Regions from separate parts of the Mus musculus genome. Here regions 2, 3, 4, 5 and 6 are each linked to region 1. The links are chromatin loops, found by intact Hi-C in ENCODE. Cell type or tissue: heart. All regions are shown on one strand. Links, peaks and the distances in the headings refer to the core of each region. The heading gives the core; the rest is flanking DNA.

What was found. Peaks named below come from ENCODE experiments on the same cell type or tissue, not always from the same donor. Only the 100,000 strongest peaks of a DNase experiment are listed, where the experiment ranks them.
Region 2: a loop joins it to region 1, with 2.7 times the contacts of the local background. A loop is called at or near these places in 3 of 42 quality-filtered maps.
Region 3: a loop joins it to region 1, with 2.5 times the contacts of the local background. A loop is called at or near these places in 7 of 42 quality-filtered maps.
Region 4: it touches region 1 in a loop (2.3-fold over the local background); 7 of 42 quality-filtered maps call a loop at or near these places.
Region 5: it touches region 1 in a loop (6-fold over the local background); 3 of 42 quality-filtered maps call a loop at or near these places.
Region 6: a loop joins it to region 1, with 2.4 times the contacts of the local background. A loop is called at or near these places in 7 of 42 quality-filtered maps.

Annotation. Positions count from the first base shown.
Region 1 is chr5:96,158,301-96,163,210 of GRCm38, reverse strand. It overlaps Cnot6l (CCR4-NOT transcription complex, subunit 6-like), which reads left to right and starts at 1,221. Exons shown (of 12, transcript NM_144910.2): 1 at 1,221-1,274. It overlaps Gm52799, which reads right to left and starts at 1,416. Exons shown (of 2, transcript XM_030254979.1): 1 at 1,320-1,416; 2 at 1-1,072. The coding sequence starts at 1,416. The coding sequence ends at 456. In heart, for the core only: CTCF peaks have their summits at 2,501 and 4,167; DNase peaks (open chromatin) are centred at 630, 1,400 and 2,510; H3K4me3 peaks cover 2,969 bases; H3K27ac peaks cover 2,391 bases.
Region 2 is chr5:96,085,003-96,089,912 of GRCm38, reverse strand. It overlaps Cnot6l (CCR4-NOT transcription complex, subunit 6-like), which reads left to right. Exons shown (of 12, transcript NM_144910.2): 9 at 3,620-3,771. Among named protein-coding and RNA genes, the nearest start is that of Gm52799, 74 kb to the left of the region's middle. In heart, for the core only: no CTCF peak of the experiment used is centred there; no DNase peak of the experiment used is centred there.
Region 3 is chr5:96,099,763-96,104,672 of GRCm38, reverse strand. All of the region lies in intron 5 of Cnot6l (CCR4-NOT transcription complex, subunit 6-like), which reads left to right. Among named protein-coding and RNA genes, the nearest start is that of Gm52799, 60 kb to the left of the region's middle. In heart, for the core only: no CTCF peak of the experiment used is centred there; no DNase peak of the experiment used is centred there.
Region 4 is chr5:96,105,424-96,110,333 of GRCm38, reverse strand. Cnot6l (CCR4-NOT transcription complex, subunit 6-like) reads left to right here. Exons shown (of 12, transcript NM_144910.2): 5 at 4,029-4,118. Among named protein-coding and RNA genes, the nearest start is that of Gm52799, 54 kb to the left of the region's middle. In heart, for the core only: no CTCF peak of the experiment used is centred there; no DNase peak of the experiment used is centred there.
Region 5 is chr5:95,968,681-95,973,590 of GRCm38, reverse strand. No RefSeq gene overlaps it. Among named protein-coding and RNA genes, the nearest start is that of Cxcl13, 14 kb to the right of the region's middle. In heart, for the core only: a CTCF peak has its summit at 2,537 (motif pointing right); no DNase peak of the experiment used is centred there; H3K27me3 peaks cover 1,638 bases.
Region 6 is chr5:96,110,695-96,115,604 of GRCm38, reverse strand. All of the region lies in intron 4 of Cnot6l (CCR4-NOT transcription complex, subunit 6-like), which reads left to right. Among named protein-coding and RNA genes, the nearest start is that of Gm52799, 49 kb to the left of the region's middle. In heart, for the core only: no CTCF peak of the experiment used is centred there; no DNase peak of the experiment used is centred there.

The sequences.
Region 1 (4,910 bases), core at 503-4,502:
AAAATCCTCCGGACTTAAAATAGCAAGCTCCATTCACACGGTAACCAATAATATTTCCAGTTTACACTTAAATGTTTTCACTCCGTAACCGCCGCAAACTGCCAAATACAATTTTATCGCGAGAGAGGATTAAAAATAGGACGGGGTTATCGCAGAGCGTCATAGGCTTTTAAACCCACCTCCCGCCATGCAATTTACACATGCTGTTTTTAAAAAGAAGAAGAAGAAGTCAAGAAACCCACTGAGGACGTCAGAAAACATTTCCTTGGGTCGTTCCACCTCACCTGAGGTCTCCTTAATTAACCACCCAGAATGCCCTGAGCTCTGCTGTGGGCCTGCGTGGGCCAGCGTCAGGAAACAGTGCAAGCACCCGCGTGTCCCTTCCCCATCCCCAGCATCAGCACCTAGGTTCTGCTAATCGTACGAGTCTTCTCGGCTTCTACCCTCCACTCAATCTAATAAAGCAGTTTTTTTTTTTTTCCCAAAACACCAGCGAGGGCGACGGTAAGAAGCGAGCCAGGCGCTTGGCCGTCCCGCGCGCACGCGCAACTCCCGAAGCGCGGCGCGCCGGGGCCCCGCCCCCTTCCCCTCACCCCACCCCTCGGCGCCGGGGAGTGACTGACTCCCGCCAGCCCCTCCACGTCAATCAACTCTCCTCCTCCTCCTCCTCGCACTCTCTGCACCTTGTTATTAATCTCTAAAGCGATAGCGCCTGGACTTCTCTCCCCGGCCCTCGGGGTTGTGAGCGTGTGTGAATTAGAGCGAAGGCATCGAAAGCTCGCGTCTCTCTCTCTCTCTTCTCCCTCTCTTTTTCTCTCTCCTCGGCCCCGGCCTCGGCAGCGACCCGGCTCGGCATCGACCCCCGCGGCGGCGGCAGCCTCAGCGCCAGGAGGCCAAGGCCAAGGGCGGGCTCCGCGAGGCTTTCGCAGCGGCGTCTCCGGCGACCGCGGGCCCTCTCCTACGCGCCCCGGTCGCCCCGGTCCTGCGCGGCGCGGCCCGCGTCCCCCCTCCCCGCCCCCCGATCCGTCTGCTCTGCGCTCCCTTCGGCCGCCCTCCGCCGCCTCGGTGGTTCCTCAGGCGGCCCGGCCCGGCCCGCCCGCCCCGCGTCCCCTCCGGCCGGTGCCTCTCCCCCCGGCGGGCTGCCTGCATGTCTTTACTGCCCTCAGCCCCGCCGCCACCGCCGCCGCCGCCTCCCCCGCCGCCGCAGCCCCAGCAGCAGCCGCCCCGCCGCCGCCGCCGTCGCCGCCGTCCGGACCCTGGCGCGCTGAATGCAGGTGAGGAGGGGGCGCGGGCCTCGACTCCCGGCCCTGCGCGCTCGCCTTCCGGGGCCCGGCCTCCCGCCGCCGCCGCGGCCCCTCGGGGTGAGCGGGCGGGCGTGGGTGTTTGTGTTTGCGTCTGAGGTCTGGAGGGGAGCATCTGTGGGGCCCTGGTGCGCGCGCGCGTGTTTGTGTGTGTGTGTTTCCCCAGCCGCGGGGAAATGGCTGCTGGTGCTCGTTCAGGGCCCGCGGAGGAGAATGAGGTAGAGTGTTTCCGTGCCTCGGAGTCGGACCGGGAGTGGAGCGAGGGGGAGCGCGTCTCCCCGGGGAAGTGAGGTGGGCGAGGGACGAACGTGTGTGGGTGTGTGAGTTGGGACTTTGGCGGGCGGGAGGCGGCCCCGCGGCGAGTGGGTGTGCGTGTGTGTCGCGTGTGTGTGTGTCTGCGTGTGTGTGTGTCGGGCGGCGGGAGCCGGCCCGCGTCGCCTCAGGGGGCGCGGGTTCCAGGCCGTGTGCGTGTGGGGAGGGGGACGGAGTCGGGGACCCCAGAGCGTCGAGGTCCTTCCGCTTCGAGGCCGGGGCTCAGAGCCTCACAGGTGAGAACGGCTCGGCGGGAACCCACGCCGTGGACGCGGGAGGCAGTGCGGCCCCCACGGCGGCGGGCGGCGGGCAGCGGGGGCTCGGGCCGCGGTTCCCGAGGCCGGGGCCGCGGCAGGAAGCGCGCCGGCCTGCAGCGCGGCCTAACCGTCTTCGCGCCCGGTGGCCTCCCCAGACGCTCCTGGGACTCCGTCCTCGCGCGGGCCCCGGGCGCTGCCCCGGGCCTGGCCAGGTGAGGGTCGGGGGCGGGACACGCGGATCGTGGTCGCCTGTGCCGCCTCCGCGTCTCCCAAGGGGAGAGGAAGGCATATTTTGGCGTTCTAACTGCAGGCCTTCCCAGGCTGGCGTGGGGAACCCGAGGGAAAGTGAATCAAAACAGGAAATCTCGGAATTCGTGGGGTTCGGATCTCCTCTTTCCGTCCGTCCTTTAAGGCTGTGCGAGCAGAGGCTTGAGTAAATACGTTCTTTGTTGTTGCAGTTGTTGCAGCGGATACTTTATCGTTGGTTAGATTTTTCACTTCCCTGGAAATCACTCTGGAAAGGCAGAGAGGAAGAAAGGGAAACTGGCCTTGTTGGCCTGTGGTGTTGGTGGGATTGGATCAATTTTGTGAATTTGAAATGGCTTATATCCTGCCTCCTAGAGGGAAAGGCGTGGACACAGAACTGAGGAGGTCAGTGAGGAAGAGGAAGTTCCCGGAGCTGTCATCTTAACCCTACCGGCGGCTTATTTAGCTTAGACTGTTTAGGCGGATTGTGTTCAGGAGTTTAGCTGAGCTGTTTGTACACAGTGAAGGCACGCTACAGCAGTTTTAGATGCTATCTTACTGATTCTCGTTATCTTAATTCTCCATGGAGATAGTCATGTGCAACCAAACGTGTTTTTCCTTAAGTCTCCCAAACCTAGATCATCAGCCTCTATGGTCAATTTATTGTGTGCTCCTGGAAAGCTATCTCAAAACAAAAAGCGGAAATAAAGGTAAATCTGCCACTGAGTGAATAGGGCATTTCAGAACTGTATGTAAACGGTATTTTAGTTGCCGACTAACCTCACTTTTTATATTTGGGTCTAGTTAGACCACACAGCTAGACCTTGACTGTGGGTGGAGTCACACAATACTGTATCATTTGAAGCTTTTAGGTCGTGGTCACTGTAATGACCAGAGATTGCTCTTTTCTGAACCTAGGCTCACAGAGAAACAGTATGTTCTTCAATGGGAGGGTGGGGGTGGGGAGAGGAGAAGTAAAAAGCTGTTTCTATCAACATTACTCGAGGAACAGCCGAAGTGTGGAGTTTAATAGGAAAAGGGTCTTAACTTTTACAGACTAGTTAGAACCATGGCCATGTCATTAATACTTATTGTCATGTTCTCTTGATGTCTAGGATTTGTGTATCTGTTTTCTTGTATCAGGAAGATGATACTCTTTCAGTAAGGTTGTGAGAGGCCATTGAGAAAACATGTTTGGCATATAGTAGATGCGATCTTTTACTACTGCCTGCTACTGCTCTGATTATAAGTATCGAAAAGTTTTTAAGTACAAATACTCATTAATTACCTGTAGCAATATTGCTTAATTGTGAGTTAGGGGGTCGAGAAAATACAGCTGGGGATGTAGCTTTGTGTACAAATATGTGGGCCCTGGGTTTGGGTCCCAGCAATGAGGAGAAAAAGTATTTCAGAGGCCTTTAATATACATAAAGTCTGTGTAAGCATATGAGATGTCCTTTTTTTTTTTCTAGACGTAAAATTGTCAATGTAGCCTTGCATGTTAGTTTATAGAAAATAGCCAAACTTGCTATATTTATTATTTTTGATTAGTTTTAGTTTCATTACTTTTTAATGAATTTAAAAACATAGTCCCTGGGAGAGGATCCTAAGTTCTGTAAGTTGATTACAATCAAACATCAGAATAGATGAAAGAAGTAGATTTTATATACAGCCACAAACAATAAATGTTACAAAACTGTTACATAATTCTTTTAGTTCAGGTTGACAGATTCTTGTAAATAAAACCTTTGGGAGCATCTTTCTGAGTTTTTCTACCATCCTGTAATAATCTGCTGTTTCTATTTTGTATAGAGTGGGTAGTAAATGTGCTATTTATTGAGTTTTAATTTTTTTAAATTTAAATTTATGTTTTTGGAAAACCATAATGGTGAGGGGTGTAAAGTAAAACCAGTGGAAAGGTTAGAAGAATTATACTTTTTAAAATTAAGTGTTTGTTTTTGAGAGTCTTGTCTTGTAGAGCAGGTTTACCAAAAACTTACAATCCTCTCGCCTTAGCCCCCTTATGGCAATTAGAGGCATTTGCATTTCACTTGGTTCTAATTTAAGAGGTTTGTTTGCTTACTTGCTTGCTTGTTTTATGTTTTAGGGAATGAGGATAAAGACAGTAGTGAGAATGTGTGAATGATTTCATTAAGTCCCTTAAAAATACTAGTTTGGGGGGTTGGAGAGGTAGCTGAGCAATGAAAGGAACATTGTACTCTTTCAGAGGACCAGAGTTGGGTTCCTAGTACCCATGTTGTGCAGCTCACAAGTGACTGACAGCTGTAGGGGATCTCACACCCTCTTCTGGCTTCAGAGGGTACCTACATTCAGTGCACATCAACCACATATAGATATATAAACATATAATACAAAGTAAGAAAATGAATCTTCAAACGCTCAGTTTTCCTAGTTAGATCTTATCTTTGTCTTAATCAATAATCTTAGTATTTTCTAAAATTTGTAAGTTAAAAGTGAGATTTTCTAAAGTTTCAAAATATTCGGTGAAAGTTTTAATATATAAACATCCAGGCTTCGGAGATGGCTCAGCAGGTAAGAGCACTGACTGCTCTTCCGAAGGTTGTGAGTTCAAATTTCAGCAACCACATGGTAGCTCACAACTATTTGTAATGAGATCTGATGCCTTCTTCTGGTGTGTGTGAAGACAGCTACAAGTGTACTTATGTATAATAACAAATAAGTCTTTAAAAAATTATTATAAATATCCACTGAAAAATTTGACACTCGAGAATGCATGTGTGTGCAGGGTCACTGGTTCCACTCTGGCTCCATT
Region 2 (4,910 bases), core at 390-4,389, 73 kb after region 1:
GTCAGCTGTATAATCGTGAGTAAGTTGTTTGCACTTTTACATCAGTTCCTTTACTTGCTTATTCTTGTAAGAAACAACATTTTATGTTGTTTACAAAAGTAGCAAAGTAAAAATGATAGCTAGAAGGGAATTTTGATTTCATATTCACTTTCAAAGTCTCTTAAATCAGTATAGACAGTAATTTTTATCAAAACACTTATCCATATGGTGAAAGAATGGAGTAATTTGGGGGGGGTAAAAGCTAGGATATATATTAAAGACATATAAAGAATTAGAGTACAGTAAAAGATTCTAGTGATTTCTTTTTAAGATGGGAGGGGGTCACTGATTGTTGAACTTAAGACTTCAAGCAGGCACTCTGCCACTGAGCCACACTGTAACCTGCCAAGATTTAATGTGGCAGTCTCATCAGGACCTTTTATTTTAGGTATCATAAGCATCATTTGTTCTTAGTTAAAGGTACTGCAAAATTATATTTTGATCTAATGCCAGAAATGAGTTTTGCTTTGTCTTTTATGTCAAATATGATCTACAGTAGGTAAACATAATACACATACATGCATTTTTTTTTTATATGTAGTGTGTATAGAGAACTGCATTAAAGACGGATTTTTGTCTAGACAGGGTAGGAGAGGAAGAGAATACGGAAGAGGAGGGGGCAGAGGAGGAGAGGGGGAGGGTAAAGCACAGGTGGGACAACAGCTTGGTGTCTTTAGACGCCTCACTGTCATCACATAGTTTTAAAATATATTATTTCAAAGAAAAGTTTCTATGAACATTGCTAATAAATGATAAATTGAAGGCATTTTTCCCGAATGAGGTAACCTTTAGATTTATTGTGTTAGTTATTCACAGTTGCTGCTCAGTGTTGTCTCTCTAGCTTTAAGTGCAATCACATGGCAACATTCTAGAATTCATCCAAAATTAATTCTAGACTGCACACTGTTAAGAAGTTGTTGCTTCTTTGTTTGAAAGCTTATTTTGGACATGTTCTCCTACACAAGAGATTCTTCATAATCTTTCTCAAATATATGATTTTTTGTGCTGTTGTTATAGTTTTGGTTTTGTAGTCATATCAGTCTTGATTATGTTCTTTATATACTCACTTGAGCTCCTGCTCAAATTTTTCAAAAAGGTGAACATACAGAAAAAAACCACAGAACTAAATATGATAAAATAGCTTTAGGAATGCTGCTTACAAAGCAGAGTACACTAATCAGAATAGAATCATCAGGTGAATCTGAAAAACAAGGCAAACTTAACACTTTACATATTACCAAAGATTGCTAGCTAAAATTAATAACTGGAAAGTAACTATAAACCAATGCATGCTAGTAAAAGAAAAATTCCAGTACAGTAGAGGAATTTTAAAATTTCCTGTATGGCTCTCTCTGCAACAGAAAGTAGAAGCCACATGGAACATATTTTGTGTATGGTAGTTGGAGAAGATGTGACTGTCTTAAGTTAGTGTTGGTAGAATGTAAATATTTTTATTTATTTATTTATTTAAAAACTGAGTTTCACTATGTGGCATTGGCTAGCCTGGAACTGGCTGTGTAGACCAGGCTAGCTTTGAACTTAGATCTACTTGTTTCTGCCTCCCAAGAACTAGATTAAAGACATGTGCCACTACACATGTCTTTATTTTTATTTATGTGTATGTCATGTATATGTGGGTGTCCATGGAGACCAGAGGAGAGTGTCAGGTCCTATGGAGCTAGAGTTACAGTTGGTTGTGTCATTGCCTGTTATGCATGCTGGGAACCAAAGTCTGTCCATTTGAAATTGCAGCAAGTGCTCTTTACTTATAATCCCTGTTTATTTTATCTCCAGTACCATTTCATACTCTGCCATATTCTCATTCATTTTCTCTCTCTCTCTCTCTCTCTCTCTCTCTCTCTCTCTCTCTCTCTCTCTCTCTCTGTCATTTATCTGGTTTTGTTTGTTTGTTTGTTTAGAAAGCTATTTGCTGTTTTTGGGATTTCCTCCCACTTTTACCTGAAATGCTCTTAACTTCAGTCTTCACAATGATGGCTTTTTCAGCTTAAGGACCACCTCTTTACGGGAACAGGGTGAAAACTGCTTTTTTTTTAAAGAACTCTGGGTTTGAAATAGGCCACGTGACCAGACACATTACACTTTATGTATTCTGAGCACATCTGAGACATTCAGAATTGGAATAAGAAGCTGATAGGAAGAATATTATTTTAGCTAGCATGGTATATTACAGCATTGCAAGCTTTATAGTTAATAATTTTTGAAGGGTTGTATGTGGTTTAATTTTCAGCTCTAGAAATGATTATAAAGTGGTAGGTAGATTGTTATGAAAGCAAAACATGTCTTTGAAAGTCTAGTGAAAATTAGTATGTTAAGCCATGTCTGTTAGAGCATGTTCTAATCTCATTTCTAAGGATCAAAGGCAGGAAGAGAGAGTTAGCTGCAAGTTCAAGTTCAGGGGCTCTGGCTTACCCCAAAGAACTATTTTGGTTCTCTAGATATTTTAAAAAGTTAATAAAATTGGGTAACTGATGTTAAATAGTATCTTACTTTTGGCCTCTAACACTCTAAGACCATGATCAAAAGCAACTTGGAGGAAAGGTTTAATTCATCTTAAACTTTAGAAGTAATACTTACTTGATCATTAAGGGAAGTCAGGGCAGGAAACTGGAGGCAGGAACTGAAGCAGAGGCCATGGAGGAATGCTGCTTACTGGTGTTTTCCATCTATGCTTACCAAGTCTACTTGGTTGTACCAGCACCACCTGCCCAGGAGTGAACTGTGCCTTCTCATATTAACTTGCCTAGAGGCCGTCTGATAGAGGCTTTTTTTTTTTCCTCAGATAAGTCTTGCTTGTGTCAAGCTGACAGAACAACCAGTACAGGCAACTTGACCAAGTTCACAGTTATTAAATGTTAGCATTAGATGAATTTGTATTATATTCTACAATTCTACTATAACTTGCCATCATCACAGAGATCCATTTTTTTTTTTACAATATAATTTATTTCTCTGAACACTTATACCTAATTAGTCTTTCTGTAAAAACTAGTCAAGGATGTGATCATTTTTAGCTGGGAAAAAGATCATATTCCTGTATTTTCTTGACTGTTACCTTGATATGGTATTTAAAAATTGGCAAGTAGACTTTATTCTTTCTCTTTTAAACTGTTCATTTAAGATTGTATGTACCTTTAAATGTCAGGAAAATCTGAACAGTAGCTTAAGTACATGAGTTTTGTACACACAAGAAGCAGTTTAGAGAGAACTGGCTCAGCTGCTTCCTCATTCTCAGAAGATTGGCTTGTACCCTTCTGCTTAGTTCACATTTAGTATTAGTCCTTTAGATAGTAAATTTCCCCTACTAGGAAGCTAGTAGGGGAAAAGACATAAAAGGATGAAGAGGATATATATTTTACCTTTGTTAGATGGGCCTTCATAAATTGTTTATAGAAACCATATTTCTTATTTCTCACTGGCCAGAATTATATAATGTGAGCATCTGTAGCTATAGATGTGACTATAGATTATCAATAGTGTTTATACTCATGCCCCCTCTACTTTCAATGTGTTAGCCTGACAGTATAACTACCCAAGTTATCTGAATATATGTGCCTTTTAGATTTACATTGGTGCAGAAGCATACAGTGGAATTCAACCAGGTAGCAATGGCAAATTCAGATGGATCCGAAGCAATGCTAAACAGAGTAATGACGAAAGATAACATTGGCGTTGCTGTGGTGTTAGAGGTCCACAAGGAGCTTTTTGGAACAGGTGAGTGCCATCTACATAGATTTCCTAAGGGAAGACAATCTTATTATTACAAGATTATTTCTTTATCTTGAGAACTATTAAGGAGATGGAAAAGAAAATAGCATTAATTATGTAAAGTATTACACATTTCTTGTGAATTCTTGATTTATTCTATAGTTTTTGTCAGCATTTTTACTTAACAGGTAATTTCTGCCCCTTTAACACACCATTCATTGAGAAAATTCTTTGAAATAGGGTATGGCTTGGTTAGGCTGAATTAGAAGTTATACTTAGCCCTCTCTTGTAGTTTGAGCTTCACACGTGTGTACCCTTTATTTTTTAAGGTTAAATAGTTGGCATGCTTTCTTTAATTTCTTTGTTACATCTCAAGTCTTTGTCAGGGTGAGAACAATATCTTTTATCTATGTGATACTTTTCAGAGTTTTTAGATTATTTATAGCTTCCCAGAGAGTCTGAAATTCATTGTATACTTGGCATTATCAAGGTCTTTCATTGACCTCTCTTCTGCCTGCCTTGGAACACTATTATGTTTTAATGTCTCAAGCAGAACAAGCTGATAAGACCACATGGGTGCACTTCTCTTCCTGTGCTACTTTGTCTGGAGTACTAGTTTAAATTATTCAGATGACACATAGTATCAGATTTCCTTTTTCTTACAGTTCTTTAGTTTATCATTAAACAGTCCATCTTTAATGTGAGATTTTGTGTTTACTTCTGTTTTAGCCTTTTCAATTTTTTTTTTTTTTTTTTTTTTTTGGTCTTTTCCCATTACATTGTTCTGGTGGGTTTTGTTCTGTTTATTACAATGATCTTTTTTTGGAGTTTCACCCCTTTTTAATTTGCAGAAGAGTAATTCTAAATTATGTAATACATACTTCTACTTCCTAAAACCTGTTCCTTTCCTTATAAAAGGAAAATTTAATGGGTAAGAGCAAATGGATTTTTGGGACACATTTTTAATATTTAACATAGTGAACATGCATTTATAGACAGAAGTGACAGTTAAACTTCTAGGAAATGGAGACAGCATACAAAAAGTTGTAAAGTATTCCTTCAGTTTCACATAGCACATTACTTTGGTAATTTATTTTCTCAACATTGGAAAAAAGTTACAGTTTGGTAAGATAAGAAGGAAACAT
Region 3 (4,910 bases), core at 290-4,289, 58 kb after region 1:
TCTACACCTGGCCCCTTAAAAAATTAAAAACCCCATTTATTTAATTATTTATTTAACAGATTTATTATAGCTTTGGCTGGCCTAGAGCACACTATGTGGACCAAACTGGCCACAAACTCACATAAATAATCCACTTGTTTCTCCTGTCTCCTAAGTGCTGGGTTGGAGTAAAGTTATATGATAGTCCTATATGTGTATGTTTTTAAATTTTACTCTGAACCATTTGTTGATAATTTTATTGTTTCATTGCTGGTTTTAAATGCTGCATGAGAAATCAAGTGTGGAGCAACTGATGTAACTCAGTAAAGAGGCTGCCTAGCATTCACAGAGCTCTGTGTTGATTCTAGTGCCACATAACCTGCATGTGGTGCCAGCACGTACTTGAAATCTCAGCACTTTGGAGGTAGACAGGGGATGATCAGAAGCCTAAAGTGGTCCTCAATTACGTTTGAAACCTAGCCTGAAATATATGGAAACAGAAGGAAACAATATTTCCTATTTAAAAAATTTTCATACAGTACATTTGGATCATATTCTTTCTTCTTACTCAACTCCTCCCAAATCCTTCCCACCCAAATACATACATGTCTTTTCTATCAAAAACAGAAACAATGAGAACAAACAAACAAACAAAAAATAATATAAAAAAATAAAGCCACGGGTCCTTCCATGTGTACTCTTTGGTTGGTGGTTTAGTCCCTGCGAGCTCTGCGGTATCTGGTTGGTTGATATTATTCTTTCTATAGGGTTGCATAGGAACCCTTCAGTCCTTTCTCTAACTCCTCTATTGGGGACCCCATGCTAAGTCCAATGGTTGGCTGCGAGCATCTGCCTCAGTATTTGTCAGGCTCTGGCAGAGCCTCTCAGGAGACAGCTATATCAGGCTCCTGTCAGCAAGCACTTGTTGGCATCCAAAGTACTGTCTGCATTTGGTGACTGTATATGGGATGGATTCCCAGGTGGGGCAGTCTCTGGATGGCCTTTCCTTCAGTCTCTGCTCTGCACTTTGTCCCCATATTTCCTTTAGACAGGAGTCCTCTGGGCTAAGAATTTAGGGGATGAGTGGGTAGTCCTATCCCCCAACCAGGAGCCTCTACAGGTTCTCCCTCCCCTTTGTTGGCTATTTCAGCTAATCTCATCCCTGTTGGGTTCTGAGAGCCTCTTGCTTTCTTGGCATCTGGGTCTTGCTTGTGGCTATCCCCAGTTCCTGTCCCCCATACCTACACACCTCTGTTCAAATTTCTGACCCTCCGTATATCATCCCTGTCTCCTCTCATACCTGATCCTGGCCCCCATTTTCTCCCTCTTCTTCCTCTCTTCCTCCCAAGTTCCTCCCACCCTCTACCTCCTGTGATTATTTTGTTCCCCCTTCTAAGAAAGACTGAAACATCCACATTTTGGTTTTCCTTCTTGAGCTTCAGATGGCCTGTGAATTCTATCTTGGGTATTCTGAGCTTTTGGGCTAATATCCACCTATCAGTGAGTGCATACCGTGTATGTTCTTTTGTGACTGGGTTACCTCACTTAGGATGATACCTTTTAGTTCCACCCATTTGCCTAAGAATTTCATGAAGTACCACATTTTCTGTATGCATTTGTCTGTTGAAGGACATCTGGGTTCTTTCCAGCTTCTGGCTATTATAAATAAGGTTGCTATGAACATAGTGGAGCATATGTCCTTCTTATATGTTGGAGCATCTTTTGAGTATATGCCCAAGAGTGGCATAGCTGAGTTCTCAGGTAGTACTATGTCCAATTTTCTGAGGAATGGCCACACTGATTTCCAGAGTGATTGTACCAGCTTGTAATCCCACCAACAATGGAGGAGTGTTCCTCTTTCTACACACCCTTGCCAGCATCTGCTGTCATCTGACTAAACCACCAACCAAAGAGTCCACATGGAGGGACCCATGGCTCCAGCTGCATATGTAGCAAAGGATGGCATTGTCTGGCATCAATAGGAGGAGAAGCCCTTGATCCTGTGAAGGCTTGATTCCCCAGTGTTGGGGAAGGCCAGGGCAGTGAGGTGAGAGTGGGTGGGTGGTACAGCACCCTTATAGAAGCAGGGAGAGGGGGTGGGGGAAGTGGAGGGGGGCAGGAGGGATCGGATCCAGAGGGGAAACCGGGAAAGGGGATAACATTTGAAATGTAAATATATAAAATATTTTTAAAAAAAGATTAAAAAATTATCCTTTCTGTGTTGGCCAGCAGATACTTCTGGGTATAGGGCCTGTTCAGGGATGTGGTTGAGTGAGAGACTTTGGAGCACTCAGCCCTGAAAAGGATGTCTTTATCAGATTTCTTCCCTTGAGACTCTTGGATCTATGCAGAAAAAGGTTTTAAGGACCAGAAACGGTAGATGACTCCAAAGGGGGAAAATGTGCCTATATATATATGGATTGTGGTTTGATGATAGAAGTATAAAAAGTCTTGAGATTAAAGACAGTAAAACTTCTCCCTTGATCTGATTATATTTGACTGTATGGGTAGTTTGTTTTTTATTAATTGATTTCAGATATCCTTTTCACAATGCTGTGATAGGAACTGGAGAAGTGATGCAGCCATTTAAAGCACTGGTTGATTTTTCTAGAAGACAGAGGTTTAATTTCCATACCTACATAGGTTTAATTTCCATACCTACATGGAAGCCTACAACCTTCTCTTCAGCTTGATTGTATTGTGGTTAGAGAATGTAGTCTTTTTATTAAAAAATTTAATACCTTATAAGCCAACATATTCTTAGTTTTTGTAGGTGTTAAGCATGCACTTCGGAAGAATAGACCTCTGCAGTTGTTGATGGCAGCATTCTATTATACCAGTTTACGTTTGTTGGTGACACTGTACTAGTGTGATTAATGTATATTTAATAATTTGGTTTTACTAATTGTTTAGAATTGCAAATGTACTTGTTTCTTATTATCTACCTCAGAAGTTTAATTATGTGTGCTAAGGATACATTTTTGTGTATTTCATTCTTTCCTAATCTTTTTTTGTATCTTTTTAACTTAGTGCTTCTTTCTTCTGTTTGGTTTATATTTTGTTACTTTTTGTAACTAAAGGTAGTAACTTAACTTATTAATGGAAATCTAGCCTCTTTTAACATAAATATGTGTGTGTTATGTTTTCTTTTGTTTTTTTGAGACAGGGTTTCTCCATATAGCCCTGGCTGTCCTGGAACTCACTCTGTAGAACAGGTTGTAATTGTGTTGTAGTTATGCAAGCTTTTTTTTTTTTTTTTTCTCTGTCAACTTTTGCTTCTCATGTTTTTTTGTTTTTGTTTTTGTTTTTTTTTTTTTTTTTTTTTCAAGATTTCTTTTGGTTTTTTGAGACAGGCTTTCTCTGTGTAGCCCTGGCTGTCCTGGAACTCACTCTGTAGACCAGGCTGGCCTTGAACTCAGAAATATGCCTGCCTCTGCCTCCCAAGTGCTGTGATTAAATGTGTGCGCCATCATGCCCAGCTCAAGATTTATTTTTATTTTGTGTATATGAAACTTTGCTTTCATGTATATATGTGTATCATGAGCATTCCTGATGACTGAGGAGGCTAGAATAGGGCACCTGATACCCTGAAACTAGAGTTAGAAAAGGTCATGAGCTGTTGTTTGGATTTTAGTGTACTAAATGATTTAACTGCTGAACTTTCTCTGCAGCCCCTGCTTCTGTTATTTTAAGCTGTTGATTGGCACATACATGTTTACGATTGTTATTGTTCTATTTTATTTTTTAATTTTGGAAACTACTTTACCACATATTAACGTAGCCATTCTTGGTTGTTGAAAAGTTATTTTCTAATTTTCTATATTGTTGTAATTGAAGGTATGTAGAATACTTGATTAATTTTTTTATTCACCTTACTAAGATTTTATTTTGACTTTTAATTTAACTAAAGTTTAGGTATTCTTACTGGTACCATAATAGTTTTTACAATTTTCTCCTTTGACCATCAAATACTATATAAGAACTGGGAGTGAAGTGGTAATGTTAATGCTCCTAGTTTTATCTTTTTTTTTTTTTTTTTTGATGCTTTAGATTTTCTTCTCTTATATTTTTCTTTTTGTTTGGACAGCTTCCTTTAGCACTGGCCATTATTTAAAGGTAGATCTATCTGTTAATGATCAGTCTTTTTGCTTTTTATGACATTCTGACTTTTATTTCCTCTTGATCCTCCTTTCTACTAATTTCAGCCACACAGTAGTTTGGAATATCTAGGATTACATGCATGCACCCATGGCCAGCTCCTTGATTTCTAAAGGATAGTTCTTTTGTTGTAGCCATTAAAAAATGTAGTGTTTCCTTAGGCTTCCCATGTAATTTAAATTGGTGTTTTCCTATAGGTAATCTGTTAGGTCTTTGATGTTTCTGAAGTTATTTTTCTAGTTCTCAGAAGTTTAGTTAGAATTTCATCAAATTTATTTGACTTAAATTTATTTACTTTCTTTGATTCCTAGTTGAATGGAAATTTTTATCCATTATATCTTAGAAAACTTTTCAGCTTTATATTCTTTGTTCTAGACTATTAATGATAGAAATTTAGACATTTTTATAATTCCATAAATAATTTCTCAATTTATTTTATTTTTCAGTTTTTTGAGACAGGGTTTCTTTGTGTAGCCCTTGCCGTCCTCCTAGAACTTGCTCTTTAGACCAGGCTGGCCTTAAACTCACACAGATCTACGTGCCTCTGCCTCCCAGCTATTGGCATTAAAGGCATGTGTCACTACTACCCAGTGTATTTTTATATTTTCAAAGACTTTTTTCTGTTTTTGTTTTTTATTGTTATTTTTAACATATATTCATTCATTATAAAAGTCATTGACTTTTTTATTTTTTTAATCATTTCAGTGGTCTCAGTTCTGGTTGAACAAGGTGGGTTTGAAAAAGTCCTCACTACTTTATGGCATAGGATACTT
Region 4 (4,910 bases), core at 444-4,443, 53 kb after region 1:
TTCTAGCTGTGCTGCCTTGTCTGGCCCCAGTGGGAGAGGATGCGACTAGCACTGCAAAGAGTTGATATGCCAGGGTTGGGGGATACTCAGGAGCCCCCCACCCTCTCAGAGGAGAGTGGGAGGAGGAAAGAGAGGTGACCAGGAGGAAAGGCAGTGAGCAGGATGTAAAGTGAATAAATAAAATGAAAAAACAAAACAAAAAAGAAATTTATCCATTTCTTAAAGCAATTTTCTATTCAGTTCTACTTTAGCCAGGTTTTTTGTTTTGTTAGTTTGTTTTTCTGGTTTTGACTGGTGTTGTATTCATAGTTTCTGTTGATAAATGAGAATAAGATTTGAAATCTCCAATATATTTTATATCATATCTTGGTAATATTTTGTTTTTGTTTTTAGCTTTTGAAAGATGTCCTCATTCTTGTTTATCTTTTGATGTGTTTGATCCTTTTATTTAAGGTCTTCTGTTTGTTGTTATCATGGTCTAGTTTATACTACAATGTATTTTGTTAAGTGATATCCTTTTGTAAACTTCTTTGATTATATTGTGACCTGTATCAGCTTACTCATTGTGTTTTTTCCTTGAATTAGTATACAAAGTTAAGGGTTTGATTACAGCCTTTTCCTATATATGTACACAATTTTACTTTGTTTTTATTTAATCTTCCTCTTCCAGTGTCCTCCCCCATACACCCTAAGCAATCTCTCCCCCTCCCTCCTTCCCTCCCTCCTTCCATCCCTCCTTCCCTCCCTCCCTCCGTCCCATTAGATTTATTTATTTATTTGCTTGACATTACAATATCAGTCCCCCTCTTCCCAGTACTCCCCGTGCAGATCATCCTCCCATTAGATTTATTTATTTATTTGCTTGACATTACAATATCAGTCCCCCTCTTCCCAGTACTCCCCGTGCAGATCATCCTCCCATTCTGCTCTCCCCTTCTCCTTTGAGAAGAGGAAGCCCCCCTCTAGGTATCCATCACACCCTCCCCCCCCCCCCCACATCAAATCCCTGCAGGACTTGGTGCATCTTCTCCCACTGAGGCCAGACAAGACAGTGGAACCAAGGGAACAGGATTCATAGGCAGGCAGGCAGTGGATTCAGGGACAGCTCTTGCTGCTGTTGTTGGAGAACCCTCATGAAGACCAAGCTGCTTATATGCTACATGATATGCAGGGGGCCTAGGTCCAGACCCTGCTTGCTCTTTGGTTGGTGATTCAGTCTCTGGGAGCTCCCAAGGGTCCAGGTTAGTTGACTCTGTTGGTCTTCCTGCCATCTTTGAGTTCCTCAGTTTTCTTCCAACTCTTTCATGAGACTCCCAAGCTCCATTTAATGTTTGTGTATGGGTCTCTGCATCTCTTTCCATTGGCTGCTGGGTGGAGCCTCTCAGAGGACAGTTATGGTAAGCTCCTGTCTGCAAACATAACAGAGTATCATTAATAGTATCAGGGATTGGTTCCTGCCCATGGGATGGGTCTCAATTTGGGCCAGTCATTGGTTGGCCATTCCCTCAGTCTCTGTTCTGTTTTTGTCCCTGCACATCTTGTAGGCAGCACACATTTTGGGTCAAAGGTTTTGTGGGTGGGTTTTGTTGTCCTTATCCCTCCTCCCAGCCTGGCTACAGAAAGTGGCTACTTTAGGATTATATTTCTGACTGCTAGGAGTCTCAGCTAGAGTCGCCCTCATAGTCACCCTGGGGCCTTCCCCATTCCAGGTCTCTGTCATGTCTTAGAGATTCCCCACCTCCTACTCCCAGCCAAATTTCCTTTTCTCTCCCCTGCTCTCCCTATATCTGATCTCCCTCACACCCTACTCCCCTCTACATCCCCTTTCCTTCCCAGTTTCCTCCCTCCATCCTCCTCTGATATAAAAGATATATATTTTATTTTTCCTTCTGAGAAAGAAAGAAACCATCCTCCTTGTTCTTTGGCTTCTTTGGGACTATAGAGTTTACTGTGGGAATCCTATATTTTATGGCTAATATCCACTTAAAAGTGAGTAAATACCATGCATGGGTTTGGGTTACCTCACCCAGGAAGTATTTTCTAGGTTCATCCATTTGCCTACAAAATTCATGATTTCCTTGTTTTAACAGCTGAGTAGTGTCCCATTGTGTGATTTAACCACATTAAAAAAAAAAAATCCATTCTTCGGTTGAAGGACATTTAGGTTGTTTCCAGTTTCTGGTTGTTATGAATAAAGCTGCCACTAACATAGTTGAGCAAGTGTCCTGTGGGATGGTGGAGCATCTTTTGGGTATATGCCCTTCCTGGGCTCTTTTGCTGATCTCTTATATCCAGCTCATCTCAAGTGATCCTTCTTTTAGGCCAATTTTTTTAAAACTTGTTTTCAATACTTTATAATTTTTTTCTATTTATAGGTTGGCCAACCCCCTGTCTTTTGGTATAGGGTTGTTTATTATTTTATTTGTTGTATGAGAGGCTAGAACCGCTTCAAATAAATAGCGTTCTCTTGTCTCTTCTGTTTTTGTGTTTGCCTAAAGACTCATTAAGCAATGGTTGACGCCAAAGGCTTTTTCAGCAGTAATCTTCTGTTATTGTGAAGGTATACTATTGATGTAGTTATAAATATGAAGGGAAAAGAGATTTATCAGTTGATACATAGGTTTAAGGGACCCTCAGTTGAATATTTTTCCATCTGTTACTAAAAACTAGAGGGGCCTATGTGGAGTACTTTTCCTCCTCTAGATCTGTTAAGCCTTACTAAAATTATGATTTGAAGAAAATAGTTTTCTTAGTGGTAGTACTTGTGGGAGACATAATCAGCAGTGTTTGGATTACCTATTTTTGGTTATAAGGATAGGAGTAGTAACTTGAAGTTCTTCTACATTTTGGACCATTTTTTTTCGAGAGCTCTAATGTATAAATTCTCTTATTTTAAATTTTGTGTCTTTTCCTATTCAGTATTCAACATTTTAAGATCTGTTAATGCTTTTTGGGTAATTTTCCTGAATCTGTTTTTCCTGTTTACTGAGTTTTCTTTTCAGTATGTCTAATCTCCTGCCTACCTCATTTGTTGGAGTTTTTCTTAACAACCAGGAAACTCCCATGTCTAGATCTTTGATGAGTTTTACTTTTCTGGATCTGAATGCTAGATAATTGTTGCATGGTTACATCAATCAATTTTTCTTCATTCATATAGGTACATTAAGAAATATACCTATAAAAATTTGTTATTGGCCAGCCTGGTTTACAAAATGAGTTCTAGGACATCCAGGGCTACACAGAGAAACCCTGTCTCAAAAAACCCCCAAAAACAAACAAAAAAAATTGTTATTGGTATCTTGTTATTTAATATAACTTTTCTTAATACTCAAGATATTTTTGACCACTGTCAGAACAAAGTTTTCCTTTCACATTTTGGTGTTATCTTGACAACAAATTTTCTTCTCTCTTGAAATATTTGCATTTCTTCGTGTATAATGTTAATATAAATATTCCGAGAAGACTTCTTCTCTATGTAAAACAATTTGTTTTTATTTTACGTTTATCTATTCATGTTGGCACGTTTTAGTCACAGGATAAAAATATAGTTGTTGGTTCTCCTACCATGTGGTTCCTGGCAATAAACCTCAGGTCATCAGGTTTGGCAGCAAGCAACTTTATTCTCAGTCAGTTCTGAGAATAAAGAGAGGCCAGAGACCTCTTTTTATACGAATCACTCATTCTTTCTTAAATAGAATTGTTATGTTTTGGTTAGCAAACTATTTTTAAAGGGTAATGTAGAGTTTATATGGTAATTTCTAAATAAACCATGATTACTATGTATGTGTTTATGAATATGTGTGTATGTATTTCTTTTTGACAAGTGCAGATTTTAGGATCATACACTGAAATCTGGAAATAACTCTTTTGAAGTTACTATTTATGGCTGTCTTAAAGTATTTTCTTATTATATTCATATAATTTCTTTAGATGTGTGTCACAGATAAAGCAGCAAAATTACTATGTTGTTCTATAACATATGCCCTGAAATTGCAATTGTCATGTTTTATTCTTGTTTTCTGTTTAAGGCAATCCTTTATCACAGGATATTATGAGCTTATACCAGGACCCAGATGGAACCCGAAAGCTACTGAACTTCATGCTTGACAATCTTGCAGGTAACGCTTACTGACGAAGCATTGAACTCTACAGATGCTATCAGTAGCTGATGCACCACACACTTCTTAGACAGCTGCTTAGAGGAATTTCTGGCTTATGTAGTAATTAATGAAATAGGCAGTAATTATGAAATTTATGAGATTTTTTTTCCATGTGTGAGTACTTTCTGTTTATGAAGCGATGTGATGAGAGTTTTAGTTATACTATCCTGTAGGAATTTTTACAATTTACTACAACTATGGCTACTACTACTTACTGCTACTACTACTTACTACTACTTTTGCTACTTCTGAGATAGAGTCTTACTGGAGCCCTGGAGTGCTCTGGACATTATAATGTAGACCTGGCTGGCTTCAAACTCACAAGATAATCACTTTCCTCTGAATGTTGGAATTAAAGATACAAGATGGATTCATATATGCCATACATGTAGAGGTGTCAGAGGCCAGAAGAGGGTGTTAGATTCTCTAGAGCTGGAGTTGTAGGTGGAAATAATCTGTCTTAAAGTGCTAGGAACTAAACTCAGATCTTTTGAAAGAGTAGCAAGCGCTCTTAACTATAGAACCATCTCTCTAGTCTCAGGATCTTTACATTTTGTAGTATAATCATTGAGATAAAAATGGCTAGTAATTCCAAGGCTTATGAACTCAAGATTGTCTTAATCACTAAGATAAATAGTTACTTGAATTTGGTACAGATTTTATGTAAAAGTTTACCTGTACTACAATTATTGTTTTTTTTTCTTTTTGTTTTTACTTTCAGTATAGTGTTCAGTAAATTAAATGAGATAA
Region 5 (4,910 bases), core at 277-4,276, 190 kb after region 1:
ACTTTCTCTAGCTCCTCCATTGGGGGCCCTGTGATCCATCCAATAGCTGACTGTGAGCATCCACTTATGTGTTTGCTAGGCCCCAGCCTAGTCTCACAAGAGAGAGCTATATCAGGGTCCTTGCAGCAAATGCTTGCTAGTGTATGCGATGGTGTCATCGTATGGAGGCTAATTATGGGATGGATCCCTGGATATTGCAGTCTCTAGATGGTCTATCCTTTTGTCTCAGCTCCAAACTTTGTCTCTGTAACTCCTTCCATGGGTGATTGTTTCCAATTCTAAGAATGGGCAAAGTGTCCACACTTTGGTCTTCGTTCTTCTTGAGTTTCATGTGTTTTACAAATGACATCAGTTGTTCTTGAGGGACAGGGAATACCCACTCCCTGATTGAAATCAGTCAGCCCATGGCTCTCTCCTTACTGGCCTCATTACTGCTTAGGCTGTGGACTCAGAAAGGGCAGACATGCAAATGAGGCAAATGGGAAAAAGGTGTGTGTGTATGTGTGTGTGAATGTGTGAGTGTGTGAGAGTGTGTGTGCTCGACTCTGTGTCTGAGTGTGTTAATGTGTATGAATGTGTGAGTGTATGTGTGAGTGTGTGTGCATATGTGAATGTGTATGTGTGTAAGAGAGTATATGTGTGTGTTTGACTCTGTGTGAGTGTGTGTGAACATGTGAGTATGTGTGAGAGAGTATGAGTGTGTTTGACTGTGTGTGTGAGTGTATGTAAATGTGTGTGTATGTGTGTGTGAGCGTGTGTGTGTGTGTGTGTGTGTGTGTGTGAGAGAGAGAGAGAGAGAGAGAGAGAGAGAGAGAGAAGAGAGAGAGAGAGAGATGATTCAGACTAGAAGCCAGGAACAGCACCTGCCATTTGATACAGAAATGCTTTAGAAATGCTAATTTTATGACTGAATAATAGGTCTCTGTTAACTTGAACTTTTGGCAATTATTCCCCACCTAATTTTAGAGGAAGCACAAAAAGCAATCTGTTTTTAGCTTGACACCTGGCAGTGGATGATGAACTGGGCAGTCTCCTTAGAGGAAAGAATTAAGTGGCAGCTGAAGGCCCATCGACATATTTTCTTCACCCTATTCATCTCTTCTGGGAGCCTGGCTTTGGGCTCCATTCTCCCTGGGCTGGTGAGCTGGAAGCTCACACAGTTGCATCATGTACCACTGGATGCCAGTAGAGGACTGTAGACTGAGCTCAGCACAGCCTGTGACATTTCTAGAGGACCAATGGAGTCCCTGTAATGTCCATGTCCCAGCAACGACTGCACATTACAAGCAGCTGACCTGAAGATGGTTTAATTCCCCGTGAGATTGATGTTCTGTTCATCTGAAATGTACTAGTTATGAGACTTATATTGTAGCCAGCCTGGCAGAAATAGAGACATTCTAAAGAGACACTTGTGTCCCCTAATTTAACTATCAAAGTGTTGAAACAACAGTCTCCAAAGAAATGGTACTTTCCACAGAAGTCTCATGCCATGAGCCAGCCAGAGGCGGCTCGGTGACTTTCACAGAGAGACTGTCCATGGTCCTAAGAACTCCTCAGAACACCTCACAGGATGAGATGGGAGCACACCCAGACAATGATGGCTCAGTGGGGTGTGTGTGTGTGTGTGAGGGGATCATATCTTGAGGTGAATGGCTTAGATACACATGTCCTTGGCTCTCTCTAAATTTTGATATCACTGCAGGACTCCGCAGATGAATTTGAGGGGATCACTGGATCTCTTTGTTCTATTTGGCCACATTGGATAAGTTTCTCCTTTCTGGTTTTCACTATACATTTGGCTCCTTTCTCTAGCCTTTTGAGAATAGATGGCTGGACCTGACTTGGGGGCACAGGTTATGACCCCTAGGTCTGATAACAACATGATTTCACTATATTGGATTTAGTCATAGAAATAACAGGACCAAATCTTTTAAAATTTATTTTACATTTATTTATTTTGTGTATGTGTGTGGCTGTGCTTGTGTCCTGACATAGAGCATGAAGAACTGAGGACTTGGTTGTTTCCTTCTACCACGTGGGCCCCAGGGACTGCACTCAGATTGTCAGGCTTGGCCAATAGTTGTCTTTCCCTGCTAAGCCACCTCTGCAGCCCTCAGGACCAAACCTTGATTCAGCTTCTCCTATCTATCCGTTCTTCATCTGGCTGCAAGGCTTAACTGGAGGGTTTAGATTGGTCCTTGGAACTGCTTGCACATGGTGGTTTGCAGTGAGGAGGATGGAAGACCTTTCAAAGAGAAATTACAGGATCGAAAACACCTCCGCGTCCATGCATAGAAGCTGTCAGGGAAACTGAACTAAACTAAACCATCAGGGAAACTGAAGCTGCACTGCCTGATTCAGGGTTAGCGACCAAACTCAAATGCTGTTTAGTGAGAAACCTTGTCTGTAAGCAAGAACCCGGAACTTCCGAATTTGGCCATTCACAGAAAGGACTTACTTGTCTGTAATCCTAGAGAAACATATTGAAGGATTTGATTAAATGGAAGAACAAGAATGTGTTCTTAGCCTAATGCTACCTCCAAATATTTCCTCAATTGGCCACGAGAGGGCGGTAAAGAACCTCTTTGTAGTCACAGCCTTTGTAGTTTATCTAAACTCTTTCTACAGGTGAGAAGGAGTTGACATCTGGATTAGTGGGGGTGGGGGTGGGGGTGGGGTGGGAGCAGGTTTGTATTGGGGAAGAACGGAAGGGTCTGGAGCCCAGACCATGTGTCAGGAAGAGCTGGAGTCTCCGTGGGGACAACATTATTAGATGATCAGAAAACATCCTGTCCAAGAGATCATTTGGGATCCTCACTCTTCCTTAGTGGGACATGTGACAATGATAGTCTGTGAGTGACACAATTATCAAAGATGATAACAAACTGGGCAGTAGTGGCGCACACTTTTAATCCCAGCACTTGGGAGGCAGTGTCAGATGGATTTCTGATTTCGAGGCCAGCCTGGTCTACAGAGTGAGTTCCAGGGCAGCCAGGGCTACACAGAGAGACCCTGTCTAGAAAATAAATAAAATAAAATAAAATAAAATAAAATAAAATAAAATAAAATACGATTGCAAATTGAGACATGAGTAAAAGCACTTATCACATAGTCCTGAATACCCAAGTTTGATCTCTTGATCCCACAGTGGAAGAAGAGCAAGGACTCCTGAAAGTTGTCTTCTGACTCCCACTTGGGTATTCATGCCCACTACCACATTAATAACATAAGATACTATTTAAAAAATGGAGACAGGTACTATTTGGCTATTAAAAAGAATGAATTTATGAAATTCCTAGGCAAATGGATGGACCTGGAGGGCATCATCCTGAGTGAGGTAACTCTATCACAAAAGAACTCACATGATATGTACTCACTGGTAAGTGGATATTAGACCAGAAACTTAGAATACCCAAGATACAAAATACAATTTGCAAAACACAGGAAACTCAAGAAGAACAAAGACCAAAAAAGTGTGGACACTTTGCCCCTTCTTAGAATTGGGAACAAAACACCCATGGAAGGAGTTACAGAGACAGTTTGGAGCTGAGATGAAAGAGTGGACCATCTAGAGACTGCCACATCCGGGGATCCATCCTATAATCAGCCTCCAAACGCTGACACCATTGCATACACCCACAAGATTTTGCTGAAAGGGCCCTGATATAGCTGTCTCTTGTGAGGCTATGCTGGTGCCTGGAAAACACAGAAGTAGATGCTCACAGTCAGCTATTGGATGGAACACAGGGCCCCCAATGGAGGAGCCAGAGAAAGTACCCAGGCCAGTACTCCCAGAGCTCGTGTCTCTAGCTGCATATGTATCAGAAGATGGCCTAGTCGGCCATCATTAGGAAGAGAGGCCCCTTGGTCTTGCAAACTTTATATGGCTCAGTACAGGGGAACGCCAGGGCCAAGAAGTAGGAGTGGGTGGGTAGGGGAGTGGTGGGGGGGAGGGTATGGGGGACTTTTGGGATGGCATTTGAAATATAAATGAAGAAAATACCTAATTAAAAAAACACCATGGGAAGGGGAAAAAATGGAGACAGTTGGGGCTGGTGAGATGGCTCAGTGCGGTTGGGAGTGCTGACTGCTCTTCTGAAGGTCCTGAGTTCAAGTCCCAGAAACCATGTGGTGGCTCACAGCCATCCATGGTAAGATCTGATACCCTCTTCTGATGTGTCTGAAGTAAGCTATGGTGTACTGACATATAACAATAAATAAATCTTAAAAAAAATTGAGACAGGTGTATGTACTTGGGCAGTTATTCACCCGGGATTCAGAGTCACAAATGAGATCCTGTGTTTGGAGGATGCCTGCTAAGATTCAGATAACATGGCAGATAATCACTGTCTCTGTGGCTCTGGGGACATTCCTTAATCTCTGTGAACCTCTGTTTTTCCAGGGGATCATTTCTGGGTATTTGGTCAATGATGTTTTGGAGTGAATGGATAGAAGATGAGAGGAAAGAGGAACTAAGGAATGTATTCCTTACTGCCCTGTTGACGTGTAATTCTGCTCATGGATGCAGATATCCATGCTAGGGTTAGCCATCAGTGATTGTATTTCTGTTAGGCAATCAAGCCTCAAACAGCTTAGTTAAAATCCTTCTTTCTTGCTCCTTTAGGCCTGAGTAGAAAACCCCAGTTCATTGCCTATGCTGTTGACCCTGCCCATGTCCCAGCTTCTTCCTTTACCCATTCCTCTGTAAAGTCTTGGCTGAGCTCAGCTTGCTCCTTGTTGGTACCCTACATTATATCATTTAAGGGTTTAATAAATGTTAGTCATCTTAGCTTCATGATGAATGCATCCACATTGAGTTTGCTTTTTCCTGTAATATATCCTAGTGCCTTAATCCCATGACATAATTTTAGTGGAATTTAACTGGGAGATCTCAGCATTATAGCATTACA
Region 6 (4,910 bases), core at 679-4,678, 48 kb after region 1:
TAGCTTAGTAGTCATGAATTTTTTTAGCCTTTTGAAAACATTTTTATTACATCAAGTTTTACTTTTTTCTTCAATGATGACTGTTAGTTTTATACCTGTCTGGGTTGGCAGTTGTCTTTCAGAACTTGAAATACATCTACACAGGCTTGCTTGGCTTTTGCATTTTCAATTGAGTAACCTGTTTTATTCTGATGGCCTGTGTATGACTTGGACTTCTCTTTTACTATTTTTAAACTTTATTTTGTATGTTTAGTGTTTTAATTACCACATGATCAAGGGAGGTTCTCTTTTCTTTGATTTTTTTTTTTCTTTGTTTCTTCCTTCCCCACCCCGTTTGGTATCCTAAATGCCTCCTGTGTTTGAATAGCACCTCCTCCCCTAATTCTAGGAAACTTTCCATCATGATTCACTTTAACAATGTTTGCTGTGCCTTTCTTCAGACTTTTCTATGCTCCTTATCCATAGGTTTGGTCTGTTTAAGCAGTGTCAGCGTGCACCTTAGACTTCCCACTGGTCTAAGTGTTCTCTGTCTGTCCTTGTTCATTCCACAACCCCAGCCTCTGCCTTAAGCTCTCTTCCTACATCTGGGGAATTCTCTTAGGATTATTTAAGGCATGTTTCGCCTTTAGAACTAGGTTCTTTTTCTTTTATTCCTACCATGATAAATTTGTTCCTTTCAGAATTTTATTTATGCCTTATTTCCACTGTAACTTTCTTACTGTTAGAGCTTTGTCTCTGTCTGATTGTTCTAGTTCTACTTTTTTCATGCCCAGATATTGTGTCTCTTTGATCTATGCTAATGGCTGAGACCTAAGAGCTTTTTACTTTACTTGACTTACTATGCTTTTTAATATCCAGCATTTTGTCTTCTCTTCTCTTCTCTTCTCTTCTCTTCTCTTCTCTTCTCTTCTCTTCTCTTTTTCTTTCTTCCTTCCTTTCTTCCTTCCTTTCTTTCTTTCTTTCTTTCTTTCTTTCTTTCTTTCTTTCTTTCTTTCTTTCTTTCTTTCTTTCAATTCATGTAGAATTCTTTTGTATCTGGCTTTGTCCTGCTTATTTCATTCAGCTGTTTGTGTCCTCGGTCAGTAACTTTGTTCTTTGATTTATTTTAACACACTTAGATTTCTGGAATTTCATCTCAACTTACTATCTAACTAGATGCCATGACTGTAGCCTCAGTGATTTTAAAAAGAGTTATGTTTTTTTTCCTTTTTATTATGCATCTGGTATTACTTTGTTTGGTTTTATGTATGTATTATCAGTTTTCATTCTTTCAGTTGAAGTATTTGCAGTGTTCATGTGGGCCTTGTATGTGGTAGAGTTGAGTGTATAGTGAAGACCTCAGCTCCTCAGTCTAGGAGGTCAGGGTACCTGTTGTAAACTCTGGATTGTTCCCTGGATAGGATATTAACTGCTAAAGCAACCACAGCTTCTTGTTATTACAGGTGTTAGACTAGTCAGTTAATAGCAATAACCTCATTTGAATTTAGTATCTGTGGGAGGATAAACAACCAAGGGTGGTATAGAGAATTCTCATATTTTAGATAATAAAATAAGGACTTGGAGGGTAAGGATAAGGATTAAATATTAATCTTGAAAACAAAATTGAAGTGGGTAAAGTAGTTGGGGGTTTTACTGGTTTACAGATTTTAGAGGTTGTTAAAGCTATGACGGCACAAAGAGGCTAAGGAGGGGAGAGAGAAGAAAACTTGTAGGAATATGGAGTATTTGAGATGTGGCTGAAGCATATAGTAAACAGTGGTTTATAGTAAACTGAGTAGAGAAACACAAAAAACAGTCCTGAGACCTGACTGAGCAATCAGACAAAACTATCATCATAACTGTAAGTACAAGAGTGGAGGTTAAGTAATAGAAAGTAAAATAAAAAGAATGTTTATTGAGTAAGTCTTTGTGAGTAAGTAGAAGTGAAGTTCTGAAATGGCTATGGCTCCAACAATCTCCATATGGGGCCTGTGCAGGAGTGGAGAGTTGAAACCTACTTTTAATCTATTTGCATGGCAAGACCAGTTGCTTGTGTGCCGTTCAACTAGTAAGCTAAGTGAGGATGTGTCCACGGTACTTTACTTTTCCTCCTCTCTTGAAAATTGTCTTTATATTGGATTTCCCATAGTTTTTCTACAATGTATTTAGTTGTTCAACTTTAGCATTTGTCCTACTTGGAATTTGGTAAGGTTGACGGATATGTATACCAATGGTTTTCATCTATTTAAGATGGTTTTGGCCACGAACTCTTTAACTTTTTTTTTCTGTTCTTCTGGGACTCATATAATGTGTACCCTTCATGGTATGTATCTGAGGTGCCTTTCATCGTTACTTTCTTTACAGACTTAGAATCTCTCATGTCTGCACCTTTGGTCGTTTGGTCCTAGCTGTTCAAGATTTGTTGTTGAGCCATTCTAGACAGTTGTACTGTTTGTTGTTTTCTATCTTTCTCGTTTTCTTTGGCTTCTTTTTATAGATTTTTTTTTGTTTGTTTGTTTTTGATATGTCTGTTTTTCATGTGGTTAAAATATTAATTTGAAACTATTCTTTGATCTTTGTTTTTGAGACAGTTTCTCATTGTTTGGCTTGTGATGTCCTTGATTTTGTGATCCTCCTATCAGCCTTCTAATATCAGGGATTATATGCTTGAAATTTTAAAAATTTCAGACAATTTTTTGAAGCTCATTACATATGCAGGTAGTTCTCTGATTATGATGGAATTACATTCTAATAAATCCCTTGTAATTGGAAAATGAATTTATTGCACCAAAATCAGCCACAGAGTACACTGAAGATCCCTGTGATCTTGTGCCTACCTGGAACCTGCAACTTGTTATAGTTGCCTATCATCACAAGATAGTTTACTACATTTTCTGTAGCCTGATAAGATACTAGAATTGAAGTATGGTTTCTTCTAAATACATACTGCTCTTGAACAGTTCTAAAGCTTAAGAGCTGTTAAATTGAACCACCCAAGATCAGACTGTTGGTATTTTAAGTAACTGATGGGCAAGGTTTTTGTTTGTTTGGTTTTTTTCCTTTGTAAATTCATTATCTCCTCCCTTAGTTTTGCTCATAGTGTTTGTTTGTTTGTTTGTTTTTTTAATCTTTATAGGTTTTTACTTGTTTGTTTCTTAGAATTGTACTTTTAAGTAAAGGTGACAATTCAGAAATCAAATTTTTACCTTGTTCTTTGTTATATGCGTTAGTGTTATTTGCCACTTTTCTTCTTGCTTTAGTTAATTTTCAGAAGCAATACTGTATTGTGGCCACTAAAATCTTTACTCAGAGTATTAGTCAGCTAATGATTTGTATGAGATTGTCTTTAAATGCCTATAACGATAAATCTTTCCTCTTGCTTTGTGGTTCGGTTTGGAACATATTTTCACTACTAAGCAGGAACTTTACAACTTCTGTTATCTTTGTTTCCTGCCTAGGCATAGTTTCAAGGTCAGAGGTGAAACTTGAGCTGTGGTTTAGCCTTTTCTCTATATAATTCAACCCTTTGCATGTGGATGGTCAAGCCCTTATGGATATTGTATTCTCAAGCTTTTCATTTGGTCAGTCTGTTGTTTGTTTTGCCTCTTACTGGCTTCCACATAGCTAAAACTTGCCAGTAGTAGTTTTCTGCACTCTGTTACCTCTTACTCAGGCATGTGGAGAAAAAACCCTTCAGCTATGGACAAGTCAGACAAACCCCATGCAGACCAGAGAGTGACTAGTCTTTATCAGATGGAACAGGAAGAGCTTTAGCTCCGCTGCTCTGATAGTGTGGATTACAAGTAAAACCTTCAGAAATCTTTTCTCTTAATCAAATTTGTCTTTTCCCTTAAAAGAATCCTCTCTGGGTATTGCAGTCTTTTGGTAAAATTTTCAAGATGGCAAATAGAGTAATGTATTGCTTAAAGACAGGACCATAGTCTTAGAAATACGCTTTTTGGAACTTTATCTTTGTGTGACTATTTTAGAATATATTTATGTAAGCCTAAATAGCAAAGCTAGGAACCCTATCTCATCTCTTGATGCAATTCAATCCATATGGTAAATATGAGATGGCGAAGTTGCTATGATGTAACAGGGCGTGTAATTTACAATAATTTTTTTAAATTTGTGGGAATAATATTTCTAGTATACTATAATGCATGAACAAGTAACAGTTTTATTGTCATTACATATTATGTACCCTACATAATAGTATATTTTATAATCTTATGCAATGGGAGCACTGCCATATTTAACACCAACAAATACTCAAATAATGCATCATGCTTCAGTATTACAAAGGCCATAATTTGCATGGAATGAAATGTTTTCAGCTTCATTTTAATCTTAGGGCAGGAATTACCATTACATATGTCATCTCTTACAGATAACTAGCTCTTACTCTTGCATCCAGATAGAATGAAATAGTTGATTCTGAGACAAATATGAACATTCAGATTGCCACGAGCATGTTCGATAGTGCAGGAGATCAAGATGAACTTCTATAGCTATAGAGCAAAAGGAAGCCATTAAATCAATGCATTTACCCAATTCATTGGAAGAGGAATGTCAGATAAGTGGGAATTCTCTTCATAGACTTTAGATGCTACCTTATTCTTAGCTTTAGGCCTTATGGAAGCTGATAGTTTACTTAAAATAGTATATCCTAAAAGTTGCAGCCATGTTAGGTCTAGTACAGGAATTGGTAATAACTATGAAAGTGCAATCAAGATAGCCTAGGATAATTGTGTCTGTTGATTTGTAACATTCTGTCTCTACATTTACATTTTAATCAGTCACTCTCCTGAATCTTCAACACAGATTTAGCCATGTTACTGATCTAAGTTGATAGTAGAACCACTTTTATTTTTATTAGTTTTGTTGTTGCTTTTATGGAGTTGCAGGTTTATTTGAAGGGCCTTTCCTAT